2 separate regions of the Homo sapiens genome follow, and region 1 is linked to region 2. Evidence: read pairs that join two places in POLR2A ChIA-PET (ENCODE). Cell type or tissue: OCI-LY7. All regions are shown on one strand. Links, peaks and the distances in the headings refer to the core of each region. The heading gives the core; the rest is flanking DNA.

Evidence for each region. Peaks named below come from ENCODE experiments on the same cell type or tissue, not always from the same donor. Only the 100,000 strongest peaks of a DNase experiment are listed, where the experiment ranks them.
Region 1: POLR2A ChIA-PET joins it to region 2 with 10 read pairs; 6 of 35 experiments call an interaction of 5 or more read pairs at or near these places.

Annotation. Positions count from the first base shown.
Region 1 is chr16:71,273,154-71,277,552 of GRCh38, reverse strand. No RefSeq gene overlaps it. Among named protein-coding and RNA genes, the nearest start is that of CMTR2, 14 kb to the left of the region's middle. In OCI-LY7, for the core only: no CTCF peak of the experiment used is centred there; no DNase peak of the experiment used is centred there.
Region 2 is chr16:71,325,191-71,329,589 of GRCh38, reverse strand. LOC102725168 (a long non-coding RNA gene) reads right to left here and starts at 3,454. Exons shown (of 3, transcript XR_933711.3): 1 at 3,361-3,454; 2 at 1,298-2,406; 3 at 815-1,021. In OCI-LY7, for the core only: no CTCF peak of the experiment used is centred there; no DNase peak of the experiment used is centred there.

The DNA of each region.
Region 1 (4,399 bases), core at 71-4,070, 52 kb after region 2:
AGGCACTCGTTCTACTTTGGGGTGCAGCAAGAGCTTTATGTGTACACAACTTTCCATTTCTTCAATATTATTAAAGTCATGTACTCTTAAGAGCAAGACTTAATACAATTAATATTTTTTGCTACTTCATCAAGGACATTCTTAAGTAAAAATGGCTCCCTCTGACCCCCATTATGAGCATGTATGATGAAGAATACAATGCCTACTAGTATAGTTTGGTGCCCTGCCTTGATTTGTGCTAAGGCAACAGCAGTTTTGCTCACCACTGCTTTGCACCATCAGTGCAACTACTGACATTGTGAAAAGATGCATAATGTCTTAGTTTCAATGCAGGCAAACCCCAAAATTGGGGCTCAGCCCAGGAGGGTTCTTGGCTTCACACAGGAAATAATTCATGCGTGAACCAACAGAGCAAAGCCAAAGCAAGTTTATTCGAACAACAGACAGCAGCAGCAGCCCTGTGGATTGCTGGCTAGCAGTATATATGGCTATTCCTTGACTATATGCTACGTAAGGGGCAGTTTATTCATGACTTTTCTGGAAAAGAGCTGGGGAGTTCCTGGAACCAAGGATTCCTCCCCTTTTAAACCACATAAGGTAACTTCTAGGGGTTGCCATGGCATTTGTAATCTGTCAAGCCACTGGTAGGAGTGTCTTTTAGCATGCAAATTAATTATAATTAGCATATAATGAGCAATGAGAGCAACTAGAGGTTGCTGTAGTCACCATCTTGGTTTTCGCTGGTTTCTTTGCTGAGTTGGGTGCTGGGAACACAAGTCCTGCTGATCTCCTGTCTCAGTTTTACCATGAAAATAGTTTTTGATCTCACAGACTCTTGAAAAGGTCCATGGGCCACACTTTTAGAACTGTTACTCTAGTGTTTTCCCATTAGGTGCTGATTTTTTAGTTTACTATTTTTATTAAGGAGGTTTTCCTAGTTTTTGGAGTTTTTAAAAAACATAAATGTTTGTTTAAATGTTTCCATTTTTTAAATCAGTGGATATGAACATATTCTCTTTAATTCTGTTAATATAATTAATTGTTTTAATTACATTATTTCTTTGATTGCCTTGTTTAGGGACTGCTGTTAATGTATGTTGTATATTAGCACCTGTCTTCTGTATCTATTACTTTCTCTTAAATTATTTTTTATCTTTTTATTTTTGTTTGATTTTTAATTTCCTTTTTCTATTTCTGTTACTGTTTTCCATTATGTATGTTAGCTCTTATGTTTAACATTCATATGTGAAGTAATTGGTTTCTTCTTATTTCCTTACTGATGAAAGAAAAACTTCAGCTGAATTAAATTTAAAGGCATTTAATTCAGCAATAGACAATTTGTGAATTGGGCAGCCTCCTGAGCCAGAGTAGGCTTAGAGACTCCAGTGCAGCCATGTGGTGGAAGAAGATTTATAGATAGAAAAAGGAAAGTGATATACAGAAAACAGAAGTGAGGTACAGAAACAGCTGGATTGGTTACAGATTGGCATTTGCCTTATTTGAACAGGGTTCAAACAGTTGGCTACATTTGATTGGCCAAAACTCGGTGACTGGCACAAGCGTAAGCTCTGATCTGTTTATACCTCCACTTGTTATAGTTCATGATGTACAGAGAAACCTTTAGGCTGAACTTAAAATATGTAAGGTGGCAGCTTCAGGCTAAACTTGATTTAACATTACTGAGCTCTATTTTTTTTTATCTTCCTGCTGACTAATCATGTAAACTGTATTTTTCTATTTTAATTTATGTTGTTCTTTTAGAGCTTCTGTTTTCTTCTTTAATAGCACTTAAATCCATCTTGTGACTTTTTTTTTTTTTTTTTGAGATGGGGTCTCGCGCTGTCACCCAGGCTGGAGTGTGGTGGCGCGATCTCGGCTCACTGCAAGCTCCGCCTCCCGGGTTCACATCTTGTGACTTTTCTTAGTGTGCTTCCTTTGGGGTATGTTTCTCATATCATTTTCTGCCTTTTCCTTGCAATATCACTATATATATATGTTTAATTACAATCATTTTCTATGGCTCTTGTTTAAATGAGATGCATTTTCCTGAACTTTTAGGAAGTTTTAGGTTCCTGTGTGATAGTGGAAGTGGACCAAAATAGATAGCTTTCCTAGCACAGTATTTTCAGGGCTTTCTCCTTTAGTGTTACTTTAAAAGATTTTAAAATATGCCCTCTGTGTGTAGCCACCTTTATAGTGCTTTTAAAGCTATGTCTTCCCTGGTTCTCTCCCTCACCAGTATCTGAACCTTCTCTTTTCTTTTACCTCGTCTATGTCTGGCTTCTTTCACTCATTATGTTTGTGAGATTAATTTATGTTGTTTCATGTATAGGATTCCATTATATAAATATATAACTTATTTATTCTACTATTGCTTGATACTTGGGATATTTTCAGTTTGGGCTGCTATAAACATTCTTCTATATACCATTTGATGCTCATATGAATGCATTTCTGTTGGATATTGGATTAATTATCTGGGGCTGCTATAACAAAGTACCACAAACTAAGTGACTTAAACAACAGAAATTTATTATCTCACATTTTTGGTGGCCAGAACTCCAGGATGAAGATGTTAGCCAGGCCTGTCCTCACTCTGAAGGCACTAGGGAAGGATCTGTTCCAGGCTTCTCTCCTAGCTTCTGGGACAGCTTTGACTTGCAGTAGCGTAACTCCAGTTTTCACAGGGAATTTTCCCTATGTAAGTGCTTCTGGGTTCAAATTCCCCCTTTTCATAAGGACACCAGCTATCTACATTTGCAACAACTCTATTTCCAAATAAGGTCACATTCTGTGGTACTGGGGTTAGCACTTCAACATACAAATTTTTGGCAGACACAATTTAGACCATGACAGGTATATACCCAGAAGTGGAATTGCTAAATTATCAAGTGGCTAGTAGATACTACCAACAGTTTTCCACAGTAGTATACTAATCTACACTCCAAGTAGTCATGTGTCAGACTTCCAATAGGGTATAGTAATGTTTGGCACCTTATTTAGTTCAGTATAATTTCAAAATGAACAGAAGAATTGCAAGAATAGTACAAGGAACTCCCACGTCTCCTCTATCAAGATTCATCAGTTGTTTACATTTTTCCCTATTTGATTTATCATTCTGTGGGTGCATATAATTTTATTATCTGAACCATTCGAGAGTAACTTGGAGACATTTTGCCCCCTTAAATACCTAGGTATACATTTTCTAAAAACAAGGATATTCTCTTATATAACCACAGTGTAATGATCAAAGTCAGACTATTTAACATTGATGTAGTACTATTATCTAATCCATAGTCCATATTCAAATTTCAATAAGTGTCTAATTAATGTTCTTTATAGCTCCTCTGCCCCTCTGTCCCTAGTCCAGATCTGATCCATGGTCATTCATTGTATTGGTTTTTATGTCTGTTTAGTCTATTTGAATCTGGAAGAATTTCTCAGCCAATCTTTGTCTTCTTGGCCTTGGAATTTTCAAAGTGTTTAGGTCAGTTATTTTATATATTGGCCCTCAATTTGCATTTGCTTTATGTTTCCTCGTATTTTGATTCAAGTTATAGATTTTTGGCAAAACCCCATAAAACTGATAGTATTTCCTTTTCAGTGCATCATGTCAGGAGGCACAGGATGTTGGTTTTTTCCCAATGTTAGTAATGTTAACTTTGATCACTTGGTTAAGATGTTGTCTGCCAAGTTTCTCCATGACATTACTAGCCTTGATTTACTGATTCTTTTTTCTGCCATCTTCAATCTGTTAATTCCATCTAGAAAATTTTTCATCTCAGGTGTTTTAGTTTTCAGTTCTGTGATTCCCATTTGATTCTCTTTTATAGTTTCTATTTTTCTGCTGATATCCTCCATATGTTCATATCATATGATCATATTTTTCTTTAAGTCTTTTAACCTACTTATAATAGTGACTTTAAACTTGTTTTCTACTAATTCTAGCAATTGGGTCCTCTTAGGGTCAGATTTTATTGACTGGTTTTTCTCTTAACTGTGGATTACAATGTACCGTCATATGTCTAGTAATTGTTTTGGCCACCAGACATTGTGGGTGATATGTTGTGATAATTTCTGAATCTCTTGTATTACTCTGAAGAGTGTGGATTTTTGTTCTGATGGGCAGTTAACTTGGCTGGCTCAAATTCCAGACTACTCACATGTTTTGGGCAGCCCCTGAAAGTTCTGCTTAGTTTTTTCAGCCTTTCCAGCTGTTGTCATTTGCTGGCAGCCTCATAGTCTTCTCTGTGTATTTGTAGTTCAGAGGTTGGTCAAAGATTGGGTAGAAAATATAGAGAGATTTTAGAACTCCTATTTCTTTAACCTCCTTCTTATTGGGATTCCCCCCGTTTCAGCTACTATTGGAGACCTCAACTGTATTATCTGACTCAGTAAG
Region 2 (4,399 bases), core at 114-4,113:
AAACAGGGATAGTTTTACTTCTTCCTTTTGATTTGGATGACTTTTTTTTTCTTGCCTAATTGCTCTGCCTATCATGTCCAGAACTACATTGAATGGAAGTGGTGAAAGTAGCATCCTTGTCATGTTCCAGATCTTAGGGGAAAAGCTCTCAGTCTTTCACCATATGATGTTAGCTATGGGTTGTTCATATATGAATATATATTGTGCTGAGATAAGTTCCTTCTGTATCTAATTTAGTGACAATGTCTATTATAAATTACGTGTTGAATTTTGTCACAAGCTCTTTCTGCATCAATAATCATGGGGTTTTATCTCATTTGTTAATGTTGTATATCACACTGGTTGATTTGCATATGTTGCATATATTTGCAAAGCCTATGGCTTTGATATCAGATGACGCTGGCCTTATAACAAGTTTGGAAGTGTTCCCATGCTGATGGAAATTCTAATTATTGTTTAAGACCTAGCCCCCAAAATAAAACCCTCCATGAAATTCTCCTTGGTTCTTCCAATTGGGATAGCAGAGAGTACTTCTCTACTTGAAGATTTCTGTGTTATAAAACCTTAGCAGAGAAGCTAACACCACCTCCTGCCTCCAAGGCGTGGGTGGAATCTTAATCAATATTTACCAGTAACGATGATGAACACATTTCCAAACTTGCTTCCCACTGATTTGAAAGCCATTAGTAATGAGTCTCAGCTCAGGGCTCAGGCTGGGAATAACCTACTAGGCACTAGGCCTCTGAACAGAATTTTAAACAGTTGAAGTTAGTAAGACTTCTTCCTGCCATATAAAAGCTGGAAACAATACAGATTTAAACATATAATGGTTTATTCTCTCATGTAGAAAAAGTCCAGAGGTGATTGGCCCAGGCCTGGTAATGGAGGCTGTAGGCTGTCATCAGGCAGACTCCTTTCTCTCTGCTTTGCTACCTCCAGTGCATGGCCATCCTGAGTCACCTCTTAGTCTAACATGGCTTCTGGTGTGCCAGCCAGTGGATATCCATGCCACGCTGTAGGTCTGGTCATAAAGGGGGAAAAGGGGGAGAAATAACTTTCTTTTCAAAGAGTTTTTGCAAAAGCTCCATAAACACTTCTAGTTACATCTTGTTGGCCACAACATAGTCACCTGGCCATACCTAGATTCAACAGAATCTGGGAAATATTGCCGCTTAAATACAACTGGCATCGTTTTATAAAGGAGGAAGGTGAGAATGGTTGTTGGCATAGCAAGAAGCAGTCCTTGCCAGAGCTGGAAGGCTCTGATGACAGGCGGTGTTACCAGCATGACTCTCACCTGTAAAAGGAATTGTATACAATGGGAATTTTTGGGGCTGACAGTGGGGTGAGGTGGGGAGCATCAAGATCACAATCATATAGAAAACACCTGGAGCCCCAGAAAGTGGCCTGCCCTGCACTGCAGGTTGTCCTTGGGCCTCCTATATATCTTGCTCTGGAGTGTCTTTCTTTGGATCCTCTTCCAAGGGTCTTTCCTAACCCCAGCTCCAAAATGTGGTAGACTGATTTCCAGAAGCCTTCAGAGTCTTTTCAGTCCTTTGTACTTTTCAAAGCACTTTACACACATGATTCTGTTTTATTCTTACCAAAGCCCCATTTAGTAGTAATAGGTGGTGTTTCCTGATCTTGCTAGAAGCCATTCAAGTGTTAAATACTTCTATGTGCATCATCTTGAGTCATTCTCACAATGACTCTGAGAGTCCAGAATTGCTGGAAGCTTATTTTTCAGATGAAGGAATGGAGGCTCAGAGAGGTGATGTGACTTGCCTGAGGTAACACAGGACATAGGTGGGAGTTGAACCCAGTTCTGTTTGATTCTGAAGCTCCAGTTCCTTAGCCATAAGGCTGGAATGGCTCTTATTTCCATTTGACAATTGAGAAAAAGAGCCTAGGGAGTTTAAGTGTGAAAGGTTATAAACAAGTGGGTGATGATGCCCACATCAGGACCCAGCTCCCAGACCTCTCACCACTGGGCTGCCCGGCCTCATCGCCCAGGACCTGTGAGCACACGTACATGCACCAGTCCATGCCAGGCTGACTGGTGCAGCCCAGATTACCTTTAGATCTCTGCCTCCTCCATACAGTTTCCAACCTAGAAGCATCCAGGCTAATCAAGATCAAAGCAGAATTTGTGAGGTGTCTGGGAGAGGCTGCAGATTTAGCAGCAGGGAGGGAAAACCATCTTTTGATTTGTGAGCTGAACCCCTCTGATCTGAAAATCAATAGGAGTAAATTGGTTAGACCCAGGGAGGCCTTTCCCTGCTATGCCCTGCTGCAAGAGCCCTTGAACGTGCTGCTGTCCTGCTGTTCCCCGGCTGCAGTAGCTCTTGAACTTGCCACTGTCCTCCTGCATTGTGACTCCCTCCAGGATGGCCCCTGCAGTGGCCCCTGTGGAAAAGCAGCATCAGATGAAGTCATTATTCTGCGAGGACCAGACAAGAGTTTTTTATTTTTTATTTTTTTTATTATTATTTTCTTTTCTGGTTCCAGCCCATGATGTGACTTCGATAGCTCTTCTTTATTGTTTGTCAGGGGCAGCTGTTCTGGAGTCTCAGTTGCAGAAGAAAGGCCTGGATTTAATAAGTTTTTATAGCAAATGCCAACTGGGCCTATCAAAGCTGCCTGGAGACCCCACAGGGCATGCCATGGCCTCTTTCAAGACTCCTCAGTTCTGTTCAAGAGCTGAGAACTGCAGGCATTTCAGATGCATCGGCCACTGGGGTGAAACGCAGGCCAGGAACTTGTTGTCTCTCCTGTCAATCATTCTGGGCAGAAATTACCAGGGGGGCACTCACTGACCACCTGAGCAGTTTCAGGAGCACCCAGGATCATTAGACCCAAAGCTGGAAGGGAATCTTATCATCATCTTGTTCACTCCTGGATCTCCAGGCTGAACCATGGTAAACCAAACCTATGGGGAATATTTTCCAGTTGTAAATAATTTGGTAGAGGGCCTTGTACCCTGTCTCAGTGCTGGCACATCCTAGGTACTCCATGAATAAACATTGATTGAATGAATATATGAATAAATTGTCACTGTAACTAAAGGCTATAGAGCCAGGAAGTTCTTCAGGGAACTCTGAGAACTCACATTTAATCATCAGCTGCACAGGAGTTTAGAAAAGTGTGAGCTCAAAAACCTAGCACCTAGGTGTTCCCAGCACTGTGCCTCCTGAGCACTGACCTGTTACTCCACCCCCGCCCCATCGTAGGTGGGTTTCTTGGGCTCTGGTTGCTGTAGCAGGATAGTCAAGCTTTACCATCTGACAGATCTAGGTTCAGATCCAGACTCTGCCACCTGTTAGCTACATGATCTTAGGCAAACATCTTTTGGAGACTCACTTTTTCTCAGTAGAATGAGGCAGCAATTTTATCTAACTCTTGGGCTGTTTACAGGTTGCCCGAGACAATGCACGTGAAGAGTGCCTGGCACTTGGTAAAGAGATCACAGTAATGGTTACTATGACATCACCGTGACAGTAGGTCCCTGGATCATTCTTTTCTGTCCACTCCCACCCCTGCATCCAGCCAGGTTCTCCTGGCTACAGTGTAGACCTCACCTTTTCCCATTTTGCCAAGGCCAGAACTGTACTTGTGGAACTTCACTAAGAAAAGAAAGATAGATAAAACCCTTCTATGACTCAAAACACTCATTTTCCTTTAAAATTTCAGGAAATAAACATTCACCTGCCATAAGTTGGATTGACTGGCTTAGCTTACCTGAGGTACAGTCCTAAAACACTTCTATTTCATCATACTTGCCTCAGGATCCTTAATAACACTGATTAATTATTGACAGATTGACTTATTATTTATTATATATTTATGGTGATCCAGGCTTGGGGAATGCAGTGCTGGGTTAGACAGACAATAAACAGTTAAATATTTGGAACACCAGAAGGTTGTCAATGCCCTACAGCCAAAGAGCAATGGGATTATACCTGTAATTGAGCGAAGTTGCCTTTATTGGCTCTTGGCAGTGAGAGAGAATGTATGCTGGGGAGCTGCATTATCCAGATGTCCTTAGTTTTTACCTAGTGTTCCTTTTTCATTCTAGGATCTCATCCAGGATACCATAGTTCATTAGTCCTCACGTCTCCTTAGGGTCTTCTTGGCTGTGACCGTTTCTCGGACTTTCCTTGTCTTTGATGACCTTGACAGTTTTAAGGAGTGCCGATCAGCTATTTTGTAGAATATCTCTTAGTGAGATGTTAGGAAGAAATAATGATAGGGCTTGGAGTTGTGTTGGGTGATTTGGGGGAGGATTCAAGGAAGTGGTTCTTTGCTCCAGATTGGATGCTTCCAGGAAGCAGGGGTCATTCTGTATCTGGGTATCTGTATTAGTTTCCAACTGCTGCCATTATGAAACATCATAAACCTA